Regions from separate parts of the Homo sapiens genome. Here region 2 is linked to region 1. A link is a loop called in an ENCODE intact Hi-C map of the cell type or tissue named here. Cell type or tissue: CD4-positive, alpha-beta T cell. All regions are shown on one strand. Each heading gives the region's core, and the rest is flanking DNA. Links, peaks and the distances in the headings are about the cores only.

Evidence for each region. Hi-C counts contacts between places; a loop is a spot of excess contacts. Peaks named below come from ENCODE experiments on the same cell type or tissue, not always from the same donor. Only the 100,000 strongest peaks of a DNase experiment are listed, where the experiment ranks them.
Region 2: it touches region 1 in a loop (14-fold over the local background); 5 of 110 quality-filtered maps call a loop at or near these places.

Annotation. Positions count from the first base shown.
Region 1 is chr1:24,632,001-24,641,085 of GRCh38, reverse strand. No RefSeq gene overlaps it. Among named protein-coding and RNA genes, the nearest start is that of SRRM1, 6.8 kb to the left of the region's middle. In CD4-positive, alpha-beta T cell, for the core only: a CTCF peak has its summit at 5,660 (motif pointing right); a DNase peak (open chromatin) is centred at 5,685.
Region 2 is chr1:24,146,623-24,155,707 of GRCh38, reverse strand. IFNLR1 (interferon lambda receptor 1) reads left to right here. Exons shown (of 7, transcript NM_170743.4): 7 at 1-1,540. It overlaps LOC124903879 (a long non-coding RNA gene), which reads right to left and starts at 4,274. Exons shown (of 3, transcript XR_007065544.1): 1 at 3,969-4,274; 2 at 516-696. RefSeq lists enhancers at 1,018-1,615, 1,616-2,213, 2,214-2,811. In CD4-positive, alpha-beta T cell, for the core only: CTCF peaks have their summits at 4,874 and 5,073 (motif pointing left); DNase peaks (open chromatin) are centred at 5,047 and 5,707; H3K4me3 peaks cover 393 bases; H3K27me3 peaks cover 1,148 bases.

The sequences.
Region 1 (9,085 bases), core at 758-8,757:
GCCTCCCAAACTGCTGGGATTACAGGCATGAGCCACCACGCTGACCTACTCCTGGATATCTACTGGGCAAACTTAAAGTCCCCACTGCCCCCCCGCAGATGGGGTCTTGCTCTGTCTGCCCAGGTTGGAGTGCAGTGGCAGGATCTCGGCTCACTGCAACCTCCACCTCTCAGTTTCAAGGAATTCTCCTGCCTCAGCCTCCCAAATTGGGAGCTGGGATTACAGACGCCCGCCACCAAGTCCGGCTACTTTTTTTATCTTTAGTGGAGATGGGGTTTCACCATGTTAGCCAGGCTGGTCTGGGACTCCTGACCTCGTGATCCACCTGCCTTGGCCTCCTAAAGTGCTGGGATTATAGGCGTGAGCCACCGTGCCCGGCCTGGGCAAAGTTTTTACTTTAAAGTTTTTACTCGATGGTCACTCACTGAAGCCTAACCTGACTGCCTTGTTGGAAGTTGCTCGGATATCCTCTCTACATCCTGATGCCCGTTACTCTTTTTTTTTTTTTCATAGCTTTTATCACCTAATATGCATTTAACCTGTTTTTTTTTTTTTTTTTTTTTTTTGAGGCAAGGCCTGGCTCTGTCACCCAGGCTGGAGTGCAGTCACGTGATCTTGGCTCACTGCAGCCTCCGCCTCCTGGCTTTAAGCCATCCTCCCACCTCAACCTCTGGAGTAGCTGGGACTACAGGCCCGCACTACCATTCCCAGCTAATTTTTGTATTTTTTGTAGAGATGGGGTTTTGCCATGTTGCCCAGGCTGGTCTCGAACTCATGAGCTCAAGGGATACCTGCCTTGGCCTCCCAAAGTGCTGGGATTACAGGTGTGAGCCACTGCGCCCGGCCGTTTAACCTGTTTTTAATGTTTGTTTATTGTCTGTTCCCCACACTAGAATGTAAGTGCCCTAAAGTCAGGGCTTACTGTTTTGTTCATTCATGTGTCACTAGAAAAGTGACACATGGCATGGGTTCAATAAACATTTGTTCAGTGAATGAAGGCTTTGTCAGACGGCCAAAGACAGGGAAGTGACAGGCCTCCACAGAACAAGCCACTTGACCAGATGGGAACTATGAAATCACAACACCCCACATCTCCCTGACTATTCTCTATGGTTCTGATTAGTCATTCTGTTTTGGGCTTCCTTCACTGTCTCTGTCTGTTTGCTGTCAATCCTATAAATGTTGTTTTTTCTGGTAGTTCTGTCATTGACTACTTTTTCCCTCAACAAAGGTGCCCTCTCTGACCTCTCGGTTTTGATTACCTTTCATATTTCAAACCTGTGTATCTCAGGCACAGGCCTGCTCCAGACCTATATTTTCAACTTCCTGCTCACCTATTCACTTGGATGTCCCATAGGCACCTCACACTCAACATACCCTAAACTGAATTCATCTTCATCCACTTGCCTTCAACCTTCTGGTTTCCCATTCTCAATGAATGAGCCCACCTTTCTTTCTATCATGATTCTTCTCTCTTCCTCACACTCTACAACCAACTCTTGCCTTTTCACCTCTCTTAATAGCTTATGCCTCCCTCTCCTCATCCGTTACTTCTAAGTTGCAGCCACAATAAACTACAGATGCTTGTCTGATTATGAACAGATTTAGATTTCGAATGGCAATTTATTTGTCTATATATTGGTAAGCCTAAAATGACTAAGAGATGATTCAAATGGCACCTCTTCATCAAGCCTTTTCTGAACAACCTTCCAAAAAGGACACCCTCAATCCCCTCACTCTGTCTTACCTTTTTCTTTCTTTTCTTTTGGAGAGAGGGTCACTCTGTAACCCAAGCTGGAGTGCAGTGATGCAATCACAGCTCATTGCAGCCTCCTTAATTTCCCCAGCTCAAGCAATCTTCCTGCTTCAGCACCCTGAGTAGCTGGGACTACAGGTGTGTGCCACCACACCCAGCTAATTTTTAAATTATTTTTTAGAGACGGGGGCTTTATTGTATTGCCCAGGCTGGTCATAAACTCCTGGGCTCAAGTGAGCCTTCCACCTCAGCCTCCGAAAGTGCTGGGGTTATAGTCGTGAGCCACCATGCCTGGCCTATTTTTCTTTTCTTTCTTTCTTTTTTTTTTTTTTTTGGAGACAGGATCTCACTGCGTCACCCAGGCTGGAGTGCATTGGTGTGATCTTGGCTCATTGGTGTGATCTTGGCTCACTGCAGCCTCCACTTTCTGGGCTCAAGTGATGCTGCCACCTTAGCCTTCTGAATAGCTGGGACTACAGGCTCACACCACCACGCCTAGTTAATTTTTGTATTTTTTTCTTTTCGAGATGAAGCTTCACCGTGTTGCCCAGGCTGGTCTCAAAATCCTGAGCTCAAGCAATCTACCTGCCTCATCCTCCCAAAATGCTGGGATTACAAGCACGCACCACTATGCCCAGTCCTATTTTTTATTTATTTATTTATTTATTTTTTTTGAGACAGAGTCTTGCCATCTCCCAGGCTGGAGTGCAGTGGCCCGATCTCGGCTCACTGCAACCTCCGCCTCCCAGGTTCAAGTGATTCTCCTACCTCAGCCTCTTGAATAGCTGGGACTACAGGCATGCACCACCACGCCTGGCTAATTTTTTGTATTTTTAGTAGAGACAGGGTATCACCGTGTTAGCCAGGTTGGTCTTGATCTCCTGACCTCGTGATCTACCCGCCTCAGGCTCTCAAAAAGTGCTGGGATTACAGGCATGAGCCACCGTGCCCAGCCCCTTATTTTTTTTTAAATAACACTTAACATTTCCTGGGATTATTATCTATTTTGTTTATATGTTTACTATCTTCTTCCTTTTTTTTTTTTAAATAAAAAAGCTCTATGTGGGTGTGGATTTGCCCATCCTTGGAGCTCAATAAACATTTGTCGAAATGAGTATATGAATGAGAGTCTAAGGCTGGGCATCATGGTTCATGCCTGTAATCCCAGGACTTTGGGAGGCCAAGGCGGGAGGATTGCTCCAGGCCAAGGGTTTGAGACCAGCCTGGACAACATAGTGAGATACCCCCAACCCCACTGCCCCACCTCTATTTTTAAAAAAGAGTCTAAGACTCAATTTCCAAAAGTATTTCTATCAATGAGTGTCTGTTGGTTAAAATGTTGCAACCACTGATTCTATCAGTAAGAGTCTATACCGGAAAATCTGCTGAGGCCGATGAGCTGCCTACCTGATGATCCCTGCAGATGCAGTGGATAACTACTTGGCAGTGAAAGTTTTTGCAGACACCACCTGTTGCTCACTTTGATGCTGGGCAGATCAAAATAGGTGTTGGCTGGGCACGGTGGCTCACGCCTGTAATCCCAGCACTTTGGGAGGCTGGGGCGGGTGGATCATTTGAGGTCAGGAGTTCAAGACCAGCCTGGCCAACATGGTGAAACCCCGTCTGTACTAAAAAATACAAAAATTAGTCGGGCAGTGGTGGCACACGCCTGTAATCCCAGCTACTTGGGAGGCTGAGGCGGGAGAATCTCTAGAGCCTGGAAGTGGGAGGTTACGGTGAGCCAAGATCGCGACACTGTACTCCAGTCTGGGCGACAGATTGAGACCCTGTCTCAAAAAACAAAAACAAAAAAACAAACAACCAAAATAGGTCTTAATGCCGAGAAGCCACTCCTAGTGAACCTACCATGGCTCTTTTGCTGGGTCTGCTCTTTGAATCCTCAAACTCTGAGCCTCAGAAAGCTAATAGGCATCCAACCTTGGTGCCGATCGTCAAGGCACAGACTCAGATTTTTCCATTTCATCAACAGCTTTTCCTCATTGCTTGGTGATTGATGTTGATGGTTTAGGAGTTTCACCTGTTGCTTGTTCCCTGTGTTCTTCAGAATCCCTCCTACCGAACATTTATTCCATAGGCTGGGGCAGGTTTTATACTTTTCTTATTTTTGTTATCATCTTCACTTTTGTTTCCATCGTTTGCCTCTTCCTTCCACTTCTGCTTTTGTGTTTCCTGGATACAACAGGATTAACAGTCTTCCTAAAGTACTTCAAAAATGTGTAAAAAATGTATAAGCTTAAATTTACCAAGGAAGCTGTGGAATCCAACCAATAGCTCAGATGAAAATGACTGAAGAATAGAAACAGATGCATTTGCTCCAGGAGATATTTTTGAGCACATTAGTGAGTATATTATCTATTGCCGCATAACAAATTACTCCCCACATTTAGCAACTTAGAACAATAAACATTTGTTATCTCTCATTGTTGCTATGCATCAGGAATCTGGGGAGGCTAAGTTGGGTGATACTGGCTCAGGGTTTCTCAAGAGTATATAGTCAAGGTTACAGTCAACTGGGGCTGGAAAATATATTTCCAAGAAGACTCACTTATATAGCTATTGGCTAGAGGCCTCAGTTCCATCCCACAATGATAGGGCATCTTTGGTTTCCATGACATGGCAGCAAATGATCCAAAAGAGAGCAAGACAGAAGCCACAATGTCTTTTGTACCATAACCTCAGAAGTCATGCACAATAGTTTTCATAATATCCTATTGGTTACACAGGTTACCCCCATTAAGTGTTGGAAGGGACTACAGAAGGACATCAATATTATGTCCTTCTGTAGCAGGGGGAGGGTCATCGGGGGTCATCTTGGAGGCTGGCTACCACAGTAAGTGTGTAAGTTGAAACTATTTCAGTGTAGCAGCTTGTATACTTCCAGATCTAGAATGGATGTATTCTTTCTCTCTTTCTCCCCTCAGATCTTTGCACATATTCTGTTCCCTTGGTCTGAAACCACTGTTCCTTCCCAGCCCTTCCTTTGCCCTCCCCACTTTGCCTTTCTACCCTTTAACCCTTTAACTGGCCAGCTCTGATTCTTCCTTTAGGATTTAGTTTAGATATGACCTCTTCCAGGAAGCATTTCTGCTTAGTAGGGCTCAGTATTTATCATCTGATTATCTTTTAGGGAGTTGCTGAGCCTCCCAAAAACCCTGGGTCTAGACCTTCCAAAACAGGATTCAATTTTTCACATATGGTCTCATAGCATATTTTCCACTATATTCTAATCATACACACACACACACACACACACACACACACACACACACACACACACACACATATCTCTACTCTCTTCCCTATGTAAGAGGAACTGTTTGGAGACAAGGACTTTGTCTCTCTCATCTCTTTTTTCTCAGTACCCAAACCAGAATTTGGCAAATAATATGTTCTAAGTAGACGTGCAACAAAAATGCATCTTGGCCAAAATACAGAATGGTTGAGTGTTTAAAATAGTATTTTGCCAAAGCTGAAGATTTACATCGTACAATAAACTTTTGAGATAAAAGAGTAAACTTTTGTTTTTTTGAGATGATGTTTCATTCTTGTTGCCCAGGCTGGAGTGCAATATCGATGCTTTATGATTTCTGAATTTCTCTTGGTCTTCTGTATATTTATTCCATGGTCAATAATTGCATGACACTTTTATTTGTTGCTTCTCCATTCTATAAATAATCAGATTCACTGAGGTTAACTATATGAAGGCCAGAAGTCTCTTGGCAAGAGAAATAAAAGCTTAGTTGAATTTATCATTAATATATAAAGCTGCCAAACTATAAGATTTCTAGTTGGGTTTGCATATACAGATATCAAATAGATGAGACATGGAAGTAGCAATCTGAGATTTCCTGAATCTCACAGTTTTCTAGTCTGATAACAAGAGTCACTAGATGGCGTTCTACTCTCTCAGTATAATGTGCCTCTAATCGGGCAGGACTTGTTCCAAGACTAACTCAACTATCACAAGAGCATGTAGTTTGATTGGTTGTTTTTTACTGAGCCCTTCCTATATGCTTAGCATGGTGTTCTTAGATAGTAAGGGGCACAAAGGAAGTGTAAGTTAGTCCTTGGAGAGTTCATAATATTACCAGAAGAATAACAGCAACAGGCATCAGAGAAAAACGTAACATCTTTGCTTGTCATCCCATGGAAAGACCTCCACAGATGTTATATTCAAGTATTATGTTTGCTTTTTTTTTTTTTTTTTGGAGACAGAGTCTCGCTCTGTCACACAGGCTGGAGTGCAGTGGTGCGATATCAGCTCACTGCAACCTCCGCCTCCCGGGTTCAAGCAATTCTCCTGCCACAGCCTCCCGAGCAAAGCTGGGATTACAGGCATGCGGCATTATGCCAGGCTAATTTTTGTATTTTTATTAGAGATGGGGTTTCACCATGTTGGCCAGGCTGGTCTTGAACTCCTGACCTCAAGTGATATTCCCGTCTTGGCCTCCCAAAGTGCTGGGATTACAGACGTAAGCCACCGTGCCTGGCTGCATTTTTTTTCTTTTCTTTTTTTTTTTTAGATGGAGTCTCACTCTGTTGCCCAGGCTGGAGTGCAGTGGCATGATCTCGGCTCACTGCAACCTCCGGCTCCCGGGTTCAAGCAATTCTCTGACTTCAGCCTCCTAAGTAGTTGGGATTACAGGCATGTGCCAACACACTTGGCTAATTTTTGTATTTTTAGTAGAGATGGAGTTTTACCATGTTTGCTAGGCTGATCTCGAACTTTTGACCTTAAGTGATCCGCCCGCCTCAGCCTCCCAAACTGCCGAGATTACAGACGTGAGCCACTGTGCCCGGCCATGTTTGCATATATATATATTTTAGGTGGAGTCTTGCTCTGTCGCCAGGCTGGAGTGCAGTGGCACGATCTCGGCTCACTGCAACCTCTGCCTCCCAGGTTCAAGCAATTCTCCTGCCTCAGCCTCCCAAGTAGCTGGGACTACAGGCACACCACCACGGCTGGCTAATTTTTGTTATTTTTAGTAGAGACGGGGTTTCACCATGTTGGCCAGGATAGTCTCATCTCTCGACCTCGTGATCTGCCCATCTCGGCCTCCCAAAGTGCTGGGATTACAGGTGTGAGCAACCGCGCCCAGCCCATGTTTGCATATTTTTAAAACAAGAGCTGGAAGAATAAGAGCAGCACCCATCAGATGGGAAATGAAGAACCATGGTTGGAATTCCCTGTACCTGTCTATGTTCTCTCTGTATTTAGATGGCAGTACTTTTCTTTTATATGGGATTTCATAATAATAATTACCATTTTGGGGGGGTCATATTATGTCAGGCTTTGTGTTAATGCTTTAAACACTTTAGCTAATTCAGTCTTCACAATAATATCTAGCAGATTGTTACAGGCTGAATTGTCTCCCCCTCCCAACCCCTGGCCGAATTGTCTCCCCCTCTCAACCCCTGCCCTGTCCCTTCACCATCTCCAAATTCATATTGAGGTCCTAACCTCCAGTACCTTGGAATGTGACTGTATTTGGAGATAGCGTCCTTAAAAAGGTAATTAAGTTAGAATGAGACCATTAGGTGGGTCCTTATCCAATATAATTGGAGTCCTTATAAGAAGGGGAAATTGGCTGGGCACAGTGACTCATGCCTGTAATCCCAGCACTTTGGGAGGCCGAGGTGAGCGGATCACTTGAGGTCAGGGGTTCGAGACCAGCCTGGCCAACATGGTGAAACCCCATCTCTACTAAAAACACAAAAATCAGCTGGGCGTAGTGGCAGGTGCCTGTCGTCCCCGCTACTTGGGAGGCTGCGGCAGGAGAATTGTTGAACCTAGGAGGCGGAGGTTGCAGTGAGCCAAGATCGTGCCACTGCACTCCAGCCTGGGTGACAGAGCAAGACCTATCTCAAAAATAAATAAATAAATAAAGAAGAAGAGGAAATTAAGATACAGACGCACACACAGAGGGAAGACCAAATTAAGACATAAGGAGCAGACGGCCACCTATAAGCCAAGGAGAGATGCTTCAGAAGAAAACAACCCTGCTGACACTTGATCTTGGACTTCCAGCCTCCAGAACAGTGATAAAATACACTTCTGTTGCTTAAGCCACCCAGTGTGTGATACTTTGTTATGGCAGCCCTAGCAAGCTAATACATCGGTATTATTCCTGTTTTACAGATGAGTACAGTAAGGCGTGAGAAAAAGTGAGTTGTGTAAAATCACACAGGCAACATACAACAGAACTTACTTTCAGGGTTTGGTCCATCTGCTTAGGGTTAAGACCACATTACCAGTTGCTTGACATTCATGTAGGTGTTAAAGCAAATGGCTGGAGGAGGGAATATAGACAGATCTTATCTTTCTGGTGAATGAGCAAACAAGCCTTTCTTCATCTGGCCAGTGACTGCCTCCCAGCTGGTTCCCAAATCCACAAGGTGAGAGGAAGGGAAAGCCAGTGAGGCCTGTGCCAATTTTCTTCACCTTCAGGCCCAGCAACACTTGGACAGCAGGGGTCATAGTGGTCAGTGATTAAAAATCATCCTTGACTTCATTTAAAAATAATCAATAGCTCTTGTTGCTCTAAGTGGCCTTTCTTTTTTCTCTTTACCTCCCACACCCAAATTCCCTAGCTAGGCAGGGTCCTTAACACATTGTCTTGTAAATGTAGGGCTGGCTAGAGACCATTCAGCATATATGATAAACAAGACTTCTCTTTTGACCCTGGAGAATTGTAGTCCAGTTACCCATGGGCAATAGATAAAGACCCTTAGGCTGGATAGGTATGAAGATGAAGTCTATGAGTCCATGAATTATTGAAGTCCAAGTTCCAGCCCATGAGGGTTGCTTACATTGCAGGGAGGGTCATCACCCCTTATCAAGTGGACAAATTGCGGCTATTTGCTTATATGTCAAACCTACAACCAGATAAGGGGGGGTGGTAGAACCAGGATGTGCAGCAATCATATCTAGAATCAACATATTCACTAATATGCATATAGCCAATATGCATATAGCAAGGATGTGAACAACACCACCCCTATGGAAACTATTCACAGAAAGGAAGCTCCCAACTACAGAAAAGAAGAAGGCTAAGCTTTCTTTTTTTTTTTTTTTTTTTTTTTTTTTTGAGACGGAGTCTCGCTCTGTCGCCCAGGCGGGACTGCGGACTGCAGTGGCGCAATCTCGGCTCACTGCAAGCTCCGCTTCCCGGGTTCACGCCATTCTCCTGCCTCAGCCTCCCGAGTAGCTGGGACTACAGGCGCCCGCCACCGCGCCCGGCTAATTTTTTTTGTATTTTTAGTAGAGACGGGGTTTCACCTTGTTAGCCAGGATGGTCTCGATCTCCT
Region 2 (9,085 bases), core at 754-8,753, 490 kb after region 1:
GCTGTGTTGCTTTAAAGCCACCACAAGGGTACAGCATTAAATGGCAGAACTGGAAAAGCTTCTTAGGGCATCTCATCCAGGGATTCTCAAACCATGTCCCCCAGAGGCCTTGGGCTGCAGTTGCAGGGGGCGCCATGGGGCTATAGGAGCCTCCCACTTTCACCAGAGCAGCCTCACTGTGCCCTGATTCACACACTGTGGCTTTCCACGTGAGGTTTTGTTTAGAGGGATCCACTACTCAAGAAAAAGTTAGCAAACCACTCCTTTTGTTGCAAAGGAGCTGAGGTCAAGGGTGGCAAAGGCACTTGTCCAAGGTCGCCCAGCAGTGCTGCTCTGATGACTTGTGCACATCCCCAAGGGTAAGAGCTTCGATCTCTGCACAGCCGGGCCAACCTCTGACCCCTTGTCCATGTCAGTAAAATATGAAGGTCACAGCCAGGATTTCTAAGGGTCAGGAGGCCTTCACCGCTGCTGGGGCACACACACACACATGCATACACACATACGACACACACCTGTGTCTCCCCAGGGGTTTTCCCTGCAGTGAGGCTTGTCCAGATGATTGAGCCCAGGAGAGGAAGAACAAACAAACTACGGAGCTGGGGAGGGCTGTGGCTTGGGGCCAGCTCCCAGGGAAATTCCCAGACCTGTACCGATGTTCTCTCTGGCACCAGCCGAGCTGCTTCGTGGAGGTAACTTCAAAAAAGTAAAAGCTATCATCAGCATCATCTTAGACTTGTATGAAATAACCACTCCGTTTCTATTCTTAAACCTTACCATTTTTGTTTTGTTTTGTTTTTTTGAGTCGGAGTTTTGTTCTTTTTGCCTAGGCTGGAGTGCAGTGGTACAATCTCGGCTCACTGCAACCTCCACCTCCCGGGTTCAAGTGATTCTCCTGCCTCAGCCTCCCAAGTAGCTGGGATTACAGGCACCCGCCACCACACCTGGCTAATTTTTTTGTATTTTTAGTAGAGACGGGGTTTCACCATGTTGGCCAGGCTGGTCTCGAACTCCTGACCTCAGGTGATCCGCCCGCCTCGGCCTCCCAAAGTGCTGGGATTACAGGCGTGAGCCACCGCGCCCAGCCAAACCTTACTATTTTTTTAAAGAATTTTTTCCAGAGTTTAATTTCTGACATAGCTTAAGTTTTCCAGTAACTCTAAACTCCATCTCCTTTATCGTCATTAAGTCATTCACAAAAAGCCAGGAGAAGCATTTGGAAAGGGCATGATAATCAGTATAATAATTTGCCTTGTGTGGTCAGCACTTAACTGTTTACAAAGCCCTTTCACGTGCACAGCAGGTGGGAACTGCGCGGTGTGGGCTGGGCCTGCGCTGGAAGCATATCCCGTGAAAAGTGTTAGTGCCTTAGGTGAAAGCAACATGTATCCCTTTAGACTACTAACGGTATATGTTGTTCTTATGTATTTGTATTTATTTCTATTTTTTCTATGTTTATGTCATATTTAAACGATATCCTACTGCTTGTTGGTATTACCCTAAACTGTTTAAATAAAGAGCTCTATTTTTAAAGAAAAAAGGTACAATTGAATGGAAAAGCGTATGCTCTTATCTTTTTTTTTTTGAGACAGGATCTCACTCTGTCATGCACGCATGCCCCACCAGGCCTGGTTAATTTTTTTGTTTTTGTAGAGATGGAATCTCCTATGTTGCCCAGGCTGGTCTCAAACTCCTGGGCTCAAGCAATCCTTCCCGCCTCGGCCTCCCAAAGTGTTGGTTGGGATTATAGGTGTGAGTGACCGTTTCTGGCCTATGCTCTTATTTTTCAAAGGCTCCTCACCTCTCCTCTGGGAAACCTAGCTGTTAAGGCTACAAGGGTCAGCCAGGCAGGGTGGCTGATACCTGTAATCCCAGCACTTTGGGAGGCCGAGGCGGGCAGATCACGAGGTCAGGAGATCGAGACCGTCCTGGCTAACATGGTGAAACCCTGTCTCTACTAAAAATACAAAAAATTAGCCGAGGGTGGTGGCGGGCGACTGTAGTCCCAGCTACTTGGGAGGCTGAAGCAGGAGAATGGCATGAACCCGGGAGGTGGAGCTTGCAGTGAGCCAAGATCACACCACTGCACTCCACCCTGGGCAACAGAGCCAGACTCAGTCTCAGAAAAAAAAAAAAAAAAGACTACAAGGGTCTTGAGTCGGGTCCCCAGAAGCAAACCCAGAGAAAAGGTAGAAAGGTAGAAAGCAGTGCAGTGATCCAGGTAACGCCAGGAGGGGAGTGTGGAGGCAAGATGGGGCGGAGGGTAGGGGAGGAGGGGAGTGTGGAGGCAAGATGGGGAGGAGGGTAGGGGAGGAGGGCAGCCAGGCAAAGTGTGTCATCAACAGGTCCCTGCTGTGGGCAGCTGGACCTCAGTGCCCCTGGAGAGCTCTGGAAGTCAATGTAGGATGCAATTCAGATTTGGTCCCACTGCCAGGGGCAGGAGCCAGGGAGTCTAGCTACTCCCTCCCATCAGTCCAGTGTGGAGGCCGTTCCCTGAGGCAGAGTTGCAGGTACTTGCAGTTGGAATCCACCAAGCTGAGTGCACAAGAAAGGGGAGTGCCATGGGGCTGAGGGCAGGGTCCCCAGCCAATATCCCTTGTTGTAGTGAGGCTGGAGCTGACAGCTCACCCAGCTGCAACTATGGTCCATGGAAGGATATGGAACAGCACCTGTGCGCCTAGCTTTGCATTGCCAAACTCATTCCAGCAGCTCTCCATTAGCAAGGGTCTCCCAGTTTCCAACAACTCTCTCAAGGCCACCTGGTGACTGTCTTAGCACTGTGCCCGCAGTTGTCACCTCTTATTGGTGCCAGGGCAGGCGCTAGACCCAAGCCTAGCTGATCTGACAAGTCCCTCTCCCTGGAATTCAGTAGTCTCCCTGGCTGGCTGGGCCTGGAGCAGGTACCTTCCAATCTGCCATGGCCACATTTCCCAGTCTGAGGAACAGTCTGCAGACAAGACAAGAAAGCAGCCACTGCCACGTGGGCTGCCGAGACAAGAAACGGCAACCCCTGCTTCTGGTCCCTTCCCCCAGGTGCAGCTGCACCCCAGCCTCGACTTCATCCCACTTTTAAAAATATTTTTTTCTAGATAGACAGAGTCTCTCTCTGTCACCCAGGCTAGAGTGCAGTGGCGTGATCTCAGCATCTCAGCTCACTGCAACCTCCACCCCCCAGGTTCAAGTGATTCTTGTGCCTCAGCCACCCAAGAAGCTGGGATTACAGCTGTGCACCATCACATTCTGCTAATTTTGGTTTGGTTTTTTGTTTTGTTTTGTTTGTTTTTTGTTGTTGTTTTGTTTTGTTTTGTTTTTTTTGAGATGGAGTCTCGCTGTGTCTCCAGGCTGTAGTGCAATGGCGTGATCTTTGCTCACTGCAACCTCCTCCTCCCGGGTTCAAGCAATTCTCCTGCCGCAGCCTCCTGAGTAGCTGGAATTACAGATGCTCGCCACCATGCCCAGCTAATTTTTGTATTTTTAGTAGAGACGGAGTTTTGCCATGTTGGTTTTTTGTTGTTTTTTTTTTCAGTAGAGACAGGGTTTCGTCATGTTGCCCAGGCTGGTCTCGAACTCCCGGCCTCAAGTGATCCACCTGCCTCGGCCTTTGAAAGTGCTAGGATTACAGGAGTGAGCCACTGTGCCCAGCTAGTTTTTGTATTTTTAGTAGAGACAGGTTTTCGCCATGTTGGCCAACCTGGTCACTCCCCTCCCAAAGTGCTGGGATTACAGACATGAGGCATCATGCCCGGCCCCTTGCAACCTACATACAAGTCCATGAAAGAAACCAGAATGTGTTACCCCCAAATATGCCTCTTTGACACGATAATTTTGAATATTTTTTAGCTAAGGTAGTTAAAAAGCAGCAAACAGAGGAAGAGCTCCCCTCTTTCCGCCGAAAGGCAGGTTATAAATTCTTTACTGGAGACAACTTTTACAAACCTTATGCCATCAGTTTACTCCCATGCACTTACCTTCTCAGAGGTCCCTCCTTTGGGAGCCTAAACCTGCTTTCCTTTGTCTTGCCACTTCTCTAAAATGTATTGTGTGTTTTTTTTTTCCTGTTCCCGTTGTGGGATATGATGAGGTTTCTCTTCAAATAATCTGATCCATCTTTTATTCTTTAATTCATAGTACCCCTTTTTCTCCTTTTTGCCTTTGTTAGATGCCCAGGCACACCACAGTACCAGGGGTTATCAGTACCAGCTCACATTCCTTTCCTTATTTGGAAAGAAGACTAACTTTCTAGCTCATGACAGACACCCCTTCCCCGCCCTCTCCAATTTCTTTTACGTGCCCACCTTATGTAAAAAAATTCAAATGTTTAGCCAACCGGGATTCGTTTAGATTGTACGACCGGACCCCGGCCAATGGGGAAAGAGTACAGGGGCAGGATTTGCGTCAGAATTAAAGGCTCTCTTGCCCTTTGTTCAGGTGTGCTCTCATGGCGACTGGCCAAGGAGGCACCCGTCTGCGCAGAAGTAAAATTACTTTGCTAAGAATCCTTTGTTCGAGTGTTCAATTTCCTTAGGATTTTGAGCGTTATTCCTGACAGCGTTTTGTCAGGATAAAATTTATTGTTCTTTGTTGAAGATGCTCTCTAAGCCAGAGTCATAAGCCACTGCACCATCACCTTTCTTTTGAGGTTTCTCCCTCGTGATGTGTGCTGCACGTATTACAGACTTGCTTGCTTTTCTCTTGGTAATCTGTCTTTTGTTACAGGGCGATCTGTCTCTACTATGAAGGAGTGAGAAATTATGTTTCCTCCCCCACCCCAGCATTTAAGCCAGGGCCTTCTATTACTTGTAACCAAATGTCCTTGCTAATTCACAAAGACAAGGAGACAGTGAATCCACCTCCCGGGTTCAAACGCTTCTCCTGCCTCAGCCTCCCGAGTAGATGGGATTACAGACACCCGCCACCATGCCCGCTTGTGGCCAGCTTCGGGTATCTGGTCCTTTCCAGGAAACAGGGAAGGACGTCCTCTCCAGGTGACCCGCCCGCCCTCCTCCTCCTCCTACTGCTGGGTCGCCGCCCTTGAGCTTCTCCGAACCTGTCTGCTGCCACCTCCTGGACGGTGGTGGTATGTCAGGGCGGCTGGGCGCGGTCTTACCCGAACCGAGCTCAGGGAACCTGGAGAGGGGAGGGCTGGGGTAATGGACGCCCTGAAAACTTCCTTTAGGAAAGGGGTTGCTTTTCCTCTTGGCACCAGCACCTGGCACAGAGTGGAAGCTTGGGATTGAGTAAGTGAATGAAAGAATAAGTGAGTGAATTGGCGTATGAATTGGAGTCAGTAAGTGGACGGCTGTGACTGACTTACATATAAGGTTGCAGGAGCTCTCGCATGCGATGATACCATCCTGATCCCAAATTCCCGTTGCCCGTCGGTGCCCGTCCTCCCTCGCCCAGCATCTGCTCTGAGGGGGCACTGGTGCTGCTCAGCGAGCATAGTGATGTTGGAGGGAGTACGCGGGAGACAGAACAGGACCTTAACACTTGGTCTGGGACTTATTATTCTGTAATTGATTGTTTCCCATGTGATTTAGGTTTTGATCAATGGCTGCCTGCGCATCTTCCCTGAGCTCATTCCTGTGTGCATAAAGTGGGGCTGAAGTAATGAGGGTTGGGGGTGTTTTTTCTAGAAAACAGACTAGAAGTTATATCTAAATGCGTGAGTCAGCTCCATGAGTCAGTTCCTCAAGAGATACTGGTTGACACCAGGACCGGTTCCAGCCCTGGGAGCCCCACCCTTGGCGTGTGACGATACATGACATGGAGGTGTGATGGCTTTATATAAGCTGAGTCTTTTTATTTCCCCCAACTGCTTATTTAAGTGGATGAAGAGGATAAGGTCACGAGGAGTGCCCTGTCCTGGTGGACAAAACCATCAGCATATGGCGAGAGGCCCCTCTCTAGGAGGGCGGTGCCTCCAGGGTGGGACATATCCCACCCCACTCTGAGTCTGTTTCTCCAGGTGCTTAGTGGACCATCTGGGAAGCCAGAGTCCAGTAGGAGCCTGGAGCCCCCACACTCCCATCTCTGAGCTCCAGGCCCTTTCATGAAAGCCCCTGCTTCTAAGTAACTCTAACCCAGCCTGGACGCCTAACCTGCAGGATGCAATGCCGTTACTTTCTCCAGCCCTGGAATCGGGCCTCAGAAATGATGGCCAACTCAAACTTCTTTTTTTTTTCCCGAGACGGAGTATTGCTCTGTCATCCAGGCTGGAGTACAGTGGTACAATCTTGGCTCTCTGCAACCTCCGCCTCCCTGTTCAAATGATTGTCCTGCCTCAGCTGCCCAAGTAGCTGGGATTACAGGTGACTGCCACCACGCCCGGCTAATTTTTGTATTTTTAGTACAGATGAGTTTTTGCCATGTTGGCCAGACTGGTCTTGAACTCCTGACCTCAGGTGATCCGCCCACCTTGGCCTCCCAAAGTGCTGGGATTACAGGCGTGAGCCACCACACCCAGACTCAAACTTCTAAGGGAATGTTATCATTGCCCTCATGCCCACCTCCCTCCATCCCCACACCTGCACACCAGCAGTCTAGGTTTTTTTTTCTTTTTTCTTTTCTTTCTTTCTTTTTTTTTTTTTTTAAGGCACAGTCTCCCTCTGTCCCCAGGCTGAAGTGCAGTGGCATGCAATCTTGGCTCACTGCAACCTCTGTCTCCCGGGTTCAAGCTATCCTCCTGCCTGAGTAGCTGGGACTACAGGTGTGCACCACCACGCCCAGTGTATTTTTAGTAGAGAAGCGGTTTCACCATGTTGGCCAGGATGGTCTTCATCTCTTGACCTCGTGATTCGCCCGCCTCTGCCTCCCAAAGTGCTGGGATTACAGGCGTGAGCCACTGCGCCCGGCCTGCAAAGGTTTTTAAGGGAACTCATTGGTCCTTGGGTTCCTCATTTTGTAACAGAGGATGCTTGCTGCGTGAGACCTCCTTCTCAGAAACGGTCCAGAGACAGCAACCCAGCAACACTGAGGAGTAGAGACTTATTTCCATTTCTAGATGAGGAAGCTGAGGACGAGAGGCTAAGGGACCCTCACACAGCAGGGAAGTGGCAGAGCTAGAATTCAGACCGGGTCTGTCTACTCAAAGCCCATGTTCCATTCACTTCCCTTGGCTCCTGTGGGGGCCTATGAAAGTGCTCCCCCATCCTGGCTGGAAATGCATGATCTTCTTAATGTTTTTATGAAGAAGCATGGCCTTATACATGCCTTATAGGCATGTAATAAGCTTCTGGAACTTCAAACTCCCAAGAGAGAGCTGAAATTATAAGTAGAGTCAGGAAATTCTACAATGACTTTATGTTTGTGTGAATGACATTGGTCATGAAGGGAATTCTGGGATGTCAGGGGAGGTTTCCAACCCCAAAGTGACATGGAAGCAGAGGCCATGCAAGCTGCAGAGGCCCTTAGGAGACTTCTAGACCAAGACTCCTTTACAGACAGAGAAACTGAGACCTCAAGAGGGGACAAGAACTATTCATAGTCACCTGAAGTCAGGTGCAAGGTTGTGACCAGACCCAGACTCCGGACCTGGGCCATGTACTCAATGTCCCTGATTGACACAGCCCAGGCCTTGGAGTCAGATGGGCTCTCAGGCTTCGTTCCTTGCTCCTGCTCTCCAGGAATGAGCAGGAACCCCTCTAGGACCTGCCCCTGCAGAGTCATCAACCACGGAGACAGCACTCCACACTCCCTGAAGACTTCCGGGAAACAGCCCACTGCCTTTTGATGTTGTGCTTCTGTTATTCCTGGGTGTTGAGAGAAGGGACAGGAGCAGATCACATTCCCGAGTAGTTCATTGTAAAATGTGCTTTTTCTATAGCTTGGGGATGTTCCCTACAGTCTTAAAGCCCTGGCCAGCTTTCTCCGGCACACTCATTCATTCAGCAAATCTTACGAAGTACCTGCTCTGTGCCAGCTCCTACTAGACACTGAGATACCCAGGAGAGCGAGCTCCAGGCCTTGTCCCTGTAGTCAGTGCCATGGGGAATGGGAAAGCACCATGCAATGCATACTAGGAGATGGGAACACAGAGCTGGTGTTCCCAACCCAACCAAGGGAGCAGCTCACACAGGGGAAGCTTCCTGGTGGAAGTGAATTTAAGCAGAGGCCTGAAGAATGAATCGGAGTGAGACAGGAAAGTGGAGGTGGAAAGGGATTCTCAGAGGCAAGACAGTGCATGGGTGCACTGGAGAAATTTGTCAGAAAACAAGTGCTTTTCCTGGAGGTCTGAGAATCAGCAAGGCGAAACTGCTGCTCTGAAGGTCAACGCTGTAAGTCGATGTTGGATACCTGCTCTACATTCAGCCATGTGGAGGGTACAGAGGAATACCAGCGGGCTCTTTGCAATCAGAATGCTTGACGAGCACCATCCAACTTTGGAGCCCAGAGAACGAGGTTATCTGGGGAACCTCTGCCACTGAAGGCAGCTTCGTTGTGAACACCTCCAGCAGCCAAGACCTTTCTACCTCTCAAGGCAGCCACACCATCATAGCGAGAGTGATTTCCTTAAATTGAAAAAATGGCCTCTCTAATATGTCTCCCCCTGACCACCCTAGTTTTCCTTTTAGAGGTAGTTATACAAAAAAGGTCTAGAGCCTTCTCCATGCAATAGCCCCTCAAATATTTGAAGACGGTGCTCATGTTTCACCTCCACTCCAACTCGAATCTCTCCTGTTCATTCTTTTGTTTGTTTGTTTGTTTGGAGGCAGAGTCTTGCTCTGTCACCCAGGCCAGAGTGCAGTGGCTCAGTCTCGGCTCACTGCAACCTCCGCCTCCCAGATTCAAGCAATTCTCCTGCCTCAGCCTCCCGAGTAACTGAGATTATAGGCATTCGCCACCATGCCCAGCCTTTTTTGTTTTGTTTTGTTTTTTTGTTTTTTTAGTAGAGACGGGGTTTTGCCATGTGGCCCAGGCTGGTCTCGAACTCCTGACCTCAGGCAATGCGCCCACCTCGGCCTCCCAAAGTTCTAGGATTACAGGCATGAGCCACCGAGCCTGGCCTGTTTGTTTTTGAGATGGAGTCTCACTCATTCTGTCGCCCAGGCTGGAGTGCAGTGGCACGATCTTGGCTCACTGCAAC